2 separate regions of the Homo sapiens genome follow, and region 1 is linked to region 2. A link is a contact called in ENCODE Hi-C or POLR2A ChIA-PET data. All regions are on one chromosome and are shown on one strand. The core of a region is the stretch at or near the end of the contact, and the rest is flanking DNA. Distances in the headings are between cores, read along the strand shown. Region 1 holds the start of GPBAR1 (G protein-coupled bile acid receptor 1). Region 2 overlaps DIRC3 (disrupted in renal carcinoma 3).

Region 1 (5,820 bases), core at 529-3,028, 640 kb before region 2:
GCCAGGGAGAGCCCCAAAGCCCCCTTGGGAATGGGGCTGGGCACCTCGCCAGTGCTGTTGGGCGTCATCTTGGTCCTGGGGACAGGGGAGTCCTGGAGCGGCAGCCGGCATGCCTGCAGGATGGGGTGGCCAGAGTTAGGATGGGGCTGCAGGTCGTGTCCTCCTGGCAGGGCAGCATGTTAATCCAGGGGCGCAGACCCGCAGGCTGTGGGCTGTATCATGTTCGCTGATACACAGAATTTTTCAATTAATTGCCAATTAAACATTTATATAAAAAACTATCTTTGGTTTCTATTGAAAATTCAGGTCTGGCAACACATATGTCCTGTGTGGTAGCAACCAGCCGGAGCTCACTGCTGGCTGCCCTTCGGACAGTCCCCACCCAGCCAGCTTTATCCATTTCTGGTATCTGCCTTTTCTGGGCAGCTGTGTTGAGGTCTCTTGTTTAGACTGAAAGGCGGGCCCATCCAGCCCCAAAGCATTTTGTGTATCCCTGCCTCCACCGGGGAGGCCTCTAAATGAGAGAATGGACCAGGGCTGGCTGGTGTGTAGTGGTCTTCCAGCCAGCCATTAGGTGACAGGCTCCAGCGGGCCAGGTCTCGGGCACCCTGCACCCTTCCCCCCATCTGTCCTTGTAGCCATCACAGCTCAGTGAGCAGCCTCCGGGTAGGACTTCCAGCCCATAAACTTGACTCGTCTTTGCTCCACACTAGCAACAGGGTCCTTCCTGGGAGCTGGAGGGAGGAGAGAAGCAGCTGGAGGGCACGTGTGGCAGTGAACGTGGAGATGCCAGCAGCAAGGAGAGGGACTCCCCCACACCCCCAGGCCTGAGGCTGAGCCCAGAGGAGAGGGAAGAGGAGTCTGGGCAGAGTCTGGCTTCTCTGTGGCTCTCATCTGTCCCTGTCCTTCCCGTCATTCCCTGGTCTCAGTCCTCCAGTGTCATGGCTCTGCTGCCACATCCTGGGGACAGGGGGAGGGGTCCTGGGTCCTGTGGGAACTCCTGCTTCTGTCAACAGGGGAGCAGCTGCTGTTGCTAGGATCCAAGTCAATAAGGAAAGGATTCATACCTCTCCCCTCCTCCAGGACAGGGGATCAGGGCCCCATGGCTGCCCTGAGCTGAGAGGAAGGAAGATGCTCCCCTTCCTTCCCAGGTTCCCCCAGCACCCTGAGCCTGGGCCTCCAAGGCCTTATGCCCCCTTTCCCCTCCCCTAAGCATGTTTTCTCTTTCTCAATCTCTTCCAGTGCCCTCCACCCAGGATGTCTTTTCCTCTCTAGAGGCCTTGCAGTTTCTGTTCCCTTTCCCAGGGCATCATCAACTCTCTTAAGTCCCGTGAGACTCAGGGTCCATTACCCCAAACCTGGCCTGAGCTGGAGCTCCCAGCCCTAATCGGAATGATTCCCCCCAACCCACCTCCACTAGAACAGCGACAAAGGCAGGGAGCAGCCCCCAGGGGTGATTTCCCAGCAGGGTGCAGGCTGTACCACCTGCACACCCCCGAGGGTCTGGTGGCTTGGGCTGGGTGTAGTAGCCTCTCCAGGATCTGGGGTTTGGGGGTTTGGGGGAGTAGCTACTCACATGGCTGTTGGGAGCAGGTATTGCCTGCCCAGCCTGGGCCTTCCTGAGTGTCAGGGAGTTGCTGCAGCCAGCCCTGCAGCGGTTTGGACCATGTCTGGTGTCCTGGCTGAAGAGCACAAGTGGACCAAGTGCATGGTGTCTCCACCCAGTGGGGACAGCGGGGCCAGGCTCTCCTACCCAGGCTCTGCCCGTCTGGGTTCTCAGAGGGATAGAGAAATGAGGCTGGCAGGACTCAGCCCTGGCCCCGCCTCTGGGAGGGTGGGACCTGACATATTCCAAACTGCAGCAACTGGGAGGCCTGCCTCCCCCTCCCACCCAGTTCCCCTCTCCCCCTGCCACCTAGGTGGCAGTTTCCCTACTCCAGCTCGGAGTAATCTGAGAAATGCATTCCAGTTAATGAATAATAATGATTGACTTACCCCTCCCGACTTCCCGCCTCAGCTGATGCATTTACATTTAAGCCCCTGGACTGGCCAGCCAGCTGACAGCACACCAGGCTCCCTCCACACTTCCGTGTGTGATGGTGGCAGTGGCAGGTGTTTGGGGCCTGAGGATCTTCACTCCCCCATCCCATCACCTGATGGGCCTTTCAGTTTCTAAGGCCAGACTTGCCTTCCTGAATCTGGGGTCATTCCACACTTTTCTCAACTGCTTTCTGAGTCAAGTTCTGAACTATGAGGGACAAATGGCTCTGGGGATGTGACCATGGGTAAGGTACTACTGGGCCTCGGTTTTTGCCTGTGTTAAAATGGGAACAAGAAAAACCACCTCTAATTAAGGTCGTGGTGGGGAATATCACAGGATAACACATATGGCGGCATATACCCCAGTGCATGGCCCTTGATGGGTGGGGGTTTGCCCCAACAAATGGCTCCCTCTCTTTCCTCCCCCATGATGAAGAGGCATGAGCTGGCGCTGGAATCAGAGCTGTCTGGATCCTTTTTTAAAAAAGCCAGTGAACTTGGGCAAATGACTAAAGTTCCCTTGCCTTAGTTTCCTCATCTGTCAAATGGGGCCCATAGTTGTACTCACCTATCGTGAGACTAAATGAAGTCCCGTGTGATGAGGACTCAGATCAACACTTGGCCCTTCAGCACTCCGCGACAGGCAGCGATCGCTGGGAACATTATTAGGATTTCTGCCTTTCTCTGCACCTGGCCCCTCTAAGACAGATCTGCTGAGAGGGGCGCATGGGGAGCTTGGGAAAAGCAAGAGGGGAGTGACACTCTTGCTGCACAGGGAAGCTGAGGAAACCAGATACATTGAGAGGGAAGGGCAAGTTCAAGGCTGGGAAGCCAGAAGTGGTGCTTTGATTTCCACCTTGTATCAAGTGCGGCTTTGGAGTGAGGGGGAGGAGAGAAGCCCAGCCACACTCCCTTAAGGCCTGAAATGGGAGGGAACAGGCGGAAATTGCAGCAGGAAAGCTGGGACTGGGGGTGAGACATTAGGAAACACTTGCTGGCTGAAGAGCGCAAGTAAATGGAGCAAAGGGACTCTGGTGCTCTCCGGGAGAGCTGGGCCTGAAGGGCTGGAAGCCCGTGGAGTGTGGCTGTGCCAGCTCTGCACAGCCAGTCAGGGATCCTGGAGATCAGGGACTTCTGTTGGGACAAAAAGTGGGAAGAGGAAAGCATCCAGCCTCAAGTCCATCCTCGAGGGAGCTGGTGGGTCGGAAGGACGCAGGGTTCCAGGGCCGGTCCTCAGAACCACGGGATCTGGTCGGGCAGAAGTCACAGGCTCTGGGAGAGTTCAGCCTGGGGCCTGGACAGAAGTGGGTGTGGGACCCTTCTGATATGTGACTTCCAGGAATAAACAGACCTCCTGTTCCCAGCCCCAGCCTGCTCCCTGTGGGATCCAGGATGTCTGTTTCTTCTCTGCTGCTCTGTCTAAACACTGTGTGTGGGATGTGTGTGAAGGGGGACAGATTAGGTAGTGGCAGCCAGGGAGCCTGGGCTGTCTCCTGCTCAGCCTCATTTCTCCCTTCCTAGATCATCTAGTTCCTGTCTGTTCCATCAAGCCCTGGGGCTGACTCACCCCCTAGCTTCTCCCTTCAGCCACGGAGGGCTCTGGTGCAAGCCGTCTTCAGACGCTCCATCCAGCTGACTGTGCCCGGACCCCATTCTCCTTTCCTCAGGCAGAGCCTGAATGGGGGTGACCAATTCAGACTCTGGCATGGAATCCTCCTGTGCCTCCTTTGTCCGCTTCCATTCTCTTAGCTATCTGAATTTCTCTCTGTTGACCCACAATGTCTGGGACTGGGTGAGTGTCATGCTGGCTGCGGGTACCAGCTCTGGACCAATGGAGGCAGCAGGGACGGGGTTTGCTGGACCCTGGTTGGCCTCCCTGAGCCGCTGTTCAACACTTCACACTCAATGCCTGTAATCCTAGCACTTTAAGAGGCTGAGGCCTGGGCAACGTGGTGAGACTCCGTCTCTACAAAAAATAAAGATTAGCTGGGCACAGTGGTACATGTTGTGTGGTTCCAGCTACTCAGGAGGCTGAGGTGTGAAGATTGCTCGAGTCCAGGAGGTTGAGGCTGCCGTGAGCCTTCATGGCGCCACTGCACTGCAGCCTGGGCGACAGAGTGAGACCCTGCCTCAAAATAAAGATGATTAAAAAAAATCAGAGCCAGGCGCGGTGGTTCATCCTTGTAATCCCAGCACTTTGGGAGGCCGAGGTGGACAGATCACCTGAAGTCAGGAGTTTGAGAGCAGTCTGGCCAACATGGTGAAACCCCATCTCTACTAAAAATACAAAAATTAGCCAGGTGTGGTGGTGAGCACCTGTAATCCTAGCTGCTCAGGAGGCTGAGGCAGGAGAATCGCTTGAATCCAGGAGGGGGAGGTTGCAGTGAGCCGAGATTGCGCCACTGCACAACAGAGCAAGTCTCCAATAATAAAAAAAAAAAATCGCCTAACCTTTTAATTCGCTCATCTGTTAAAAAAAAAAAAAAAAAAGGTTAGGGTGGGCTGGGCACAGTGGCTCACGCCTGTTTTCCCAGCACTTTGGGAGGCCAAGGTGGGTGGATCACCTGTCAGGAGTTCGAGACCAGCCTGGCCAATATGGAAAAACCCTGCCTCTACTAAAAATACAAAATTAGCTGGGTGTGGCGGTGCAGGCCTGTGGTCCCAGGTACTCCGGAGGCTGAGGCAGGAGAATTGCTTGAACCCGGGAAGCGGAGGTTGCAGTGAGCCAAGATCGCACCACTGCACTCCAGCCTGGGCGAAGAGTGAGACTCTGTCTCAAAACCAACCAACCAACCAACCAACCAACCAACCAACCAAAAACCAAAAAGAACCAACACCCCCCGCCCACTGAAATGGCAGTGCTTTTAGCAACCCCCAGTAGGGGGCAGCACTGCTTGAACTCAAAATCGCCACCAGAGTAGACCCAGGTTTCGGTCGAGCACTCATCAGTACTACTCCAAATGAGGGTAACCTAACGGCAACCAACTCCAAGTATCAGCTCCCCTCAAGGAGGCTGAGGCAGCAGCTAGGGCTATTTCCTTTTCTTGATTTCAATTCCCCCTCCAAGTCCACCCTTCCACTTCCTGTTAGAGTCTTAGCGTCTTTCCTGCCAAGCTCCTTATCCTTAGCTTGCAGTTTGCCCCAGGTTCCACTTTTTCCAGACATGGAGATTCTTACCTGCCTGGCCTCGGCAGTAAGGGCCATTTAAGCAGGGGAAAATACCAAAATACCAACTACCTTGGGGAAAGCCTGGGAAACCCCAAGCACCGAATAAGGGTTGGCTTCTGTGGGACTTTGCTGGGGCAACAGCCTGTCACTTCTGATCCCCTTGAGTGTATAAAGGGAACTAAGATTCATTGACATTATAATTACAGGCATCATAATGCTTATGATGTAACAGACATTTATTCTCTTTTCCTTTTACAAATCCTCAGGTAGGTGGCATTATGTCCAATTTAAATGAGGCTACCAGGGCTCAGATTAAGAAATTTGCTGTCACATAGCTATTAGATGGCGGCACCTGGATTCAAACTGTTCCTCTACAGCCCATATCCAAGGACGCCTACACTTACCAGGTGTGAACCCTTGGGGCACTGGCTTCCTGAGACTAGGAAGAAACAACTAGATCCCTTTTTTCCAGCCCACACCCTCAGTGTGCTTGACCCTCATCCTGAGACATTCCTCCTGCGGTCCTAAGGCCTCGACTGGTCACGATGGGCTGCTTCATCTGTGACGAGGGTCTTTGAGGCTAGATCCATACTAACGCCAAGTGTGTCCTTG
Region 2 (5,934 bases), core at 2,743-5,242:
ACTTGCCCATGGTCGTACATTGATAACGAAACAGCTGGTATTTGAATTCAGACTTCCAGGCTCTTAGGTCAGTGCTTTTTCTTCCATTTCAACTTGTTCCAGGCCTTCATGGCCCTCATAACTCAAATATTTTTCAGCCCATTTTCATTTTCTCAATCTTCAAGGGAGAGAACAGCTGAAGTGTAAGGGTTGTTAAATCTGTCAGAAGATTTAATGTCTCGCATTTTTGGTCCAGCTGCTTCATGAATCAGTATTCATCAAGCACTTATTGAGCATTTATTATATGCCACACATGATGCTGGGAGCTGATGATGCAGTGATGCAATAGGCATCTTTCCAGAAGGATCTTGCAGTCCAGCAGAGGAGCCAGATAAAATATATCATGGAACAAAAGTAGAAATGTATATATTTGCAAATAGGTGCTATGAAGGAAATAAGAAAGGGATGAAATAGAGAAAAACTAGGTGAGGTGCCCTCCTTCAGATGAAGAGATTAGGAGCCAATGATGTCCTTGGCTTGGTTCTGGACACATTCCAGGCTTGGCCATGTGAATAAGCCACGGTCCTGGAAGGAATGGCATCTTTCCCCTCTGAACATTACCAGTGAGATTCTTGGCCTGAGAATGTAGGTCCTCAGTGTTTTTGCGGCATAAGCAACATAAAACTGTCGGAGGTTGCAGAATGTGCACAGATGTTGAAATAAGTACAAATAATTAAAAGATGAAAGTGAGTCAAGCTTCCTCCAAGAACTAAATAAGGAAAGGGTTTTCCCTGATGGCTGATGAAGTAGCTAAGTGAAATATCAAAGACAAATAGCTTTTCCATTTTCTTAAAGGAGGAGGTTGTGAAAAAATTTTATTAAATATTCATTGGCATACTTGCTGCCTTTGCCTTCTCTCTGAGTTTTTGTATCTGCAACCTGTTCTGGAATCTTTCTATGAAGACAGATGAGGCAAGACTATGCAGGTGGTGGGTATTGAGATAGACACAGACCATGGAGCAGTGGGCATAGATGGAAGTGTGTATGTGGTGTGTATTTTGGACCGCGTGTCCAGGAGATCACGATGGGTGTCCTCACAAGCTTCTGAAAGGGGGTGATATGCTGGGAGGGATCACGCGATATCTTAGAATGACAGGGTGCTAGATGAGAAAAGGATCTTGAAGAGCATCTATGGGTTCAATCCCCCCCTTGTTTTCTATGCAAGAAGACTGAGGCCAGTGAGAGGAAATGATGTGCTCAGGCATGCACAGTGAGACAGCGATTGGAGCCAAGACTAGACTTCAGTGCCCTCATTTCCACCCTAGACCTGCTCCAAGACTCTATGGAGCCTTCATTGAGGAGCGTGGGAGTAGGGGTTAGTCTAAAATTGAAAAAAGAATTTGGGTCGAGTGCAGTGGCTCACAGCTGTAATCCCCACACTTTGGGAGGCTGAGGTGGGCAGATCACATGAGGCCAGGATTTTGAGACCAGCCTGGTCAACATGGCGAAACCCCATCTCTACTGAAAAAAATAAATAAATAAAAAAATTAGACAGACATGGTGGTGCACATCTGTAATACAGCTCCTCGGGAGGCTGAGGCACGAGAATCTCTTGAACCCAGGAGGCAGAGGTTGCAGTGAGCTGAGATCATGCCATTGTGCTCCAGCCTGGGTGACAGAGCAAGACTCTGTCTCAAAAAAAAAAAAAAAAAAAAAAAAAAAAGATAATTTGATTCCAGAACAGAAAGCCCTATCTTCCACCTGCTTTGGAGGCTGGAGTGATGTGGCTAATGTAGAAAAGAGATGAGGACTGGAAATATACAGCCCAGTGTGACCACTGTAGCCTCATGGCTGCAGACAGCAGGAGATCAGATGGAGGATGGGGTGAATGAGGCAATTGTTTTCCAACATCTCAAGTTGAAATTATGACCCTGGTGAGAACCATATATGTACTCATACTTTATGGGTACAATGATACTTTTATTTATTTTAATGAGATTTTCTTTTTCTCTCCTTCTCTCAAAACATTTGACTAAGTTTGTATAAAGAAGTAGGGTTAATTTATTTTGAGTGAGGACAAGGAATCCAGCATAATATTTTTTGAACCTTTGAAGGGCCATGTCATATTTCTTTTCACCCTATGCATTCTCTTGGTTTCAAGCACCGCTGGCATGTGTGTTAGTCCTGAGTCCACATTCCTCTTGTGGGTACCACTGGTTGGATAGCCATCTTCACCTCCTTCTCCCACAGTAATCTCAAACTCAAAATAATTTTTCTGTCTTGGGCTGAGTTTTCCAGAAAGTGGAGCCTGGGACAAAGACTTATGTATTGTCTTAGTCACAGTTCTCCAAAGAACAGAACCAAAAAGATGTGTGTGTGTGTGTGTGTGTGTGTGTGTGTGTGTGTATAAATATATACAAAATCTATTGTAAGGAATTGGTGCATACAATTATAGAGACTGGCAAGTCCAGAATCTGTAGGATGGGTCAGCAGGCTGAAGGCCCAAGCAGAGTTGATGTTGCAGCTTAAGTCTGACTGCCATCTGCTGTCAAATTCGCTTTTGCTTGAGGAAGGGCAGTCTTTTATTATATTTAGTCCTTCAACCAATTAGATGAGGCCCACCCACATTATGGAGGGCAATCTGTTTTGCCCAAATCCGCTGGCTTTACTGTGAATCTTATTTAAGAAATGCCTTCACAGAAACATCCAGGATAATGTTTGACCACATGTCTGGGTACCATGACCCAGCCAAGTTGACACATAATATTAACCTTCATATATGTGAATATCTTATGTAGGAAAGTGATCTCAAGGAGAAGTGAGGGAAAAGGAGCATGAAACAAGGAAGTGGGGAGATCCAAAACAATGAGGAATTCCCAGGTTGGTCATGGGAAACTGGCTGATTCAGAGGCTGGGTGGAGGAGGCATTTTTTTCCATCAGATCTCAGCCTCTACTGGTTACCTTGAAAGCAGAAATCATATCCAGTCATCTCTTCACATGCACATCACAGAAGTCTCAGCTTGAACCAAAATAGGTGCTCAGGAGGATATTTGCAGATGCGGTGCAGAAGGGACTATGCTTGGACCATTCATGGAAGGACCTCCTACCTGATACCCTGATGCAGAAGGCTGGGGAATGATCACATTATGTCCTCTGGTTGAGTTTCAGAACAGGTGAGGGCCTTGGTTATCTGGACTGTGTTAGGGATAGACTTAGCTCAACAAAGAGGGGCTGGGGAGAATCCATGTGCCTCAGTGGAGCCCCTTTCCCTTACAGTGAGGGCCTTAAGAAGCCGAAGTGTAGTTTAAGCAGAAGCTGAGTTCTTGAGATTCTATCCAGGGGAGGTTAAGTGTTGGCCCGTTTCCTGAAGAGCCAGTGCTTCTAGGTTCTGAGAATTTGTTCCCTAATCTCTGCTTACAGGACTCCAGGCGGCTGGAGTCTGCATGAAAGGGGCCTTTGTCTGATATGGGAATGGTTTTTGGGGCTAATCTCTCCTTGGATGCATTTTAATTCACTTTAATGACTCTGCCTCCTGTCAGGCTTTTCTTCTGTGAGGGGGGTTTGTTAAAGAGATTAGGAGGAGTGAACATGAGCCCCTGAATCTCGCCTTCCTCTGAGGTTGCTGTTACAGGAAAAATAGTGTTCTGCAAAATGTATTAGGATGCTCTGGGAGCCAGTGGGGAAGGAGCAGAGTGGAGAGTAGGAAAAATATATATCTAATAAACACACTCACATATAAACACTCTGCATGTACTTACACCAAGCACGTTCACCAGCCTGCTGCCGTTTCCCCCAGCCCCCACCACCAGTGGTGGGAGTCGAAGCAGACAGGACAGAATGATGTCATCCCTAGGACACTGTCCTTTCTCTTGTCTCTCTCTCCCTCTCCTCTAGTTCTGTATAAACACAGCTGTTTGTGAGGAATGCTGGCTTGGGAAAACATAAACTGTCTGCATTAATGACCTTTCCTCCCTGCCAAACACCCCTTCCTACTGAACGTGGGAGACTGGAATGCTTTCAGCCCAGCAGGCCCATTGTCTTCATGTCTGCAACACCAGGTTTTTTAGCTTTCTGCTTGGGCCTGGGGTGACCAGACTCAGGGACCGTACAAAGCCCAGCAGGGCAGACAGAAGTTCATCAGCACTCTGGTTGCAGGTGATACTTCAGACCACCTGTGAAAGATTCCTAGGGGACTGCAGAGAGGGGAGGAGGGCGTCTCTTTTCTGGGCTTGGGGAATGCAGGGTGGAGGTTGGAGGGATAGCAGGGATCCACAGTGGATACAGGTGCTCCCTGATCTGCCAACTTTGCCCACTGGGAAGCCAAGGGGGAAGAAAATAGCAATGGTGGGCTTTGGCCCTCTACTTAGTGTCAAGCTATCGAACTGGGCATTAAGGGCAACCCCACCCTCATCATAGCAACTCACCCCAGCTTCCACTGCATTTACAGTCGCCATTTGGGACCAAGAGCCTTTTATCCTTTCAAAGAGTAGAACACAGGGGCAGCTAAAGGGAGAACCCAAGCTTGAACTCATGCAGTCCAGTTTCTTTTGAAATCCCACAGTACTGTGGTCCATAGTAATTTATTGACGGTGATTTTCCATTTCCAGATGGTGACCTTGGGGCCTTGGAGGTTAGGATGGTTTTTATTCAAGCTACTGAACTTGGCATTTTGGCTGAGTACATGTTTGCTTCCTGGCCACTTGCCCCCAGCCCAGTCTACTAAATCTCTCTCTGTGTCCCACTTTCTTACGTGGTTTTGTGACCACAGCTGCAAAGAAGTAATGACTGCTCTCTGGGCCTCCCTTTCCAAGGGTCAGGCACCTTAGATGGGGCCCAGGACAGCTGCCATTGTGGAATGAATGGGATTCAGTGCCAGAAAGGTGGGGGTGGGTGGGGAGCTAACAGTCTTCTGAAGTCTCCTCTTGGGTTTCCATGGGGAGAGAAGACAAGCCTTCACCCACGTATTCATGCTAAGTACAAATCACAGAGACATACCATTGGGCTACTGGTTACCTCTCTTGCCTACAAGTTGCCAAGAAAAATGCAGGTCTATAACCCACACTTACGGACTACCTGCTGTGTGTTGGGCAGGGTACTAGATGCTTTGCATCTGTTCCAATTTTATCCTTGCAACAACACAGTGTTATTAGGTAGTGCTATTTTATATTTAACAATGAAGAAATTGAGAAAGGTAGTTTCAGAAACACTATTCAATGAGTCAGTGATGAAGCCAGGATTCACACCACTTTGAATTTTAATGTCTATCCATTCCAGGAATTCAGAAGGAGATTGAAGAGGTAGCAATGAACACAATAAACCAGATAGATAGACAAAGGCGGCAATTGCCTGTGTGAGGTGATTTGAGGGATAAAAACAACATCCCTCACCTTCCCAAATATTCCTCTTACAGCCTGAAATCTATTACAGTCATTCCTTTGAGTTAAGCATTGCCCTCTGATTTTGCTGTGTTTTTGAATGCAAATATTTTTAGAGAGAAAATCATTTGGCAATTAAAATGCTTTATTAAAAAATCCTCATTTTCTTTTAAAATGTTTTACTTTCAATTAATTGTATTCCTTGTAAGGTAATACTTAACAGAAAGTAGTTTGTATCAGAAAAAATGACTGGGGGGGGGACCTCTTAAGGGAGTTGAGAAGTGTTAATCTTTGACATTTACTATTATAAGTGCATTTTAAGTAATTCCTAGAAACTGATAAAATCTGTTAGGAGCAAAGGATCTCTCTCTCTCTTTTTTAAGTAGTAGAAAATTGTACCCTTCTGATCTGAAAAAGAGATAGACATGGCTGTTAACTTTCTGAGATATACCCACATAATTGTAATCCCTTGGGATTCTGCTTCAAGGAAAGAAAAAGAAGGAATTTGAAAGATAGGTCGGGCTGAAGCTTCAAACATTAAAAGATGAGATGATATTGGTAAAAGCACTTGGACGAACC

What was found. A loop is a pair of places that touch in the nucleus more often than their neighbours do. ChIA-PET counts read pairs that join two places held with the same protein, here RNA polymerase II (POLR2A).
Region 1: a map of tibial artery shows a loop between it and region 2 (6-fold over the local background). The contact joins the promoter of GPBAR1 here to the enhancer-like site in region 2. A Hi-C loop is called at or near these places in 1 of 168 maps with a recorded cell type or tissue (tibial artery). POLR2A ChIA-PET finds 5 or more read pairs at or near these places in 1 of 52 experiments (activated CD4-positive, alpha-beta T cell).

What each region holds. Positions count from the first base shown.
Region 1 is chr2:218,256,973-218,262,792 of GRCh38, reverse strand. GPBAR1 (G protein-coupled bile acid receptor 1) reads right to left here and starts at 1,778. Exons shown (of 2, transcript NM_170699.3): 1 at 1,577-1,778; 2 at 1-113. The coding sequence starts at 68. RefSeq lists an enhancer at 526-1,331.
Region 2 is chr2:217,620,370-217,626,303 of GRCh38, reverse strand. The region is part of intron 2 of DIRC3 (disrupted in renal carcinoma 3); the gene reads left to right. Among named protein-coding and RNA genes, the nearest start is that of DIRC3, 170 kb to the left of the region's middle. Within about 2 kb of position 3,992, at least 9 of the 41 ENCODE cell types and tissues checked have a DNase peak (open chromatin) inside an H3K27ac peak, as active enhancers do.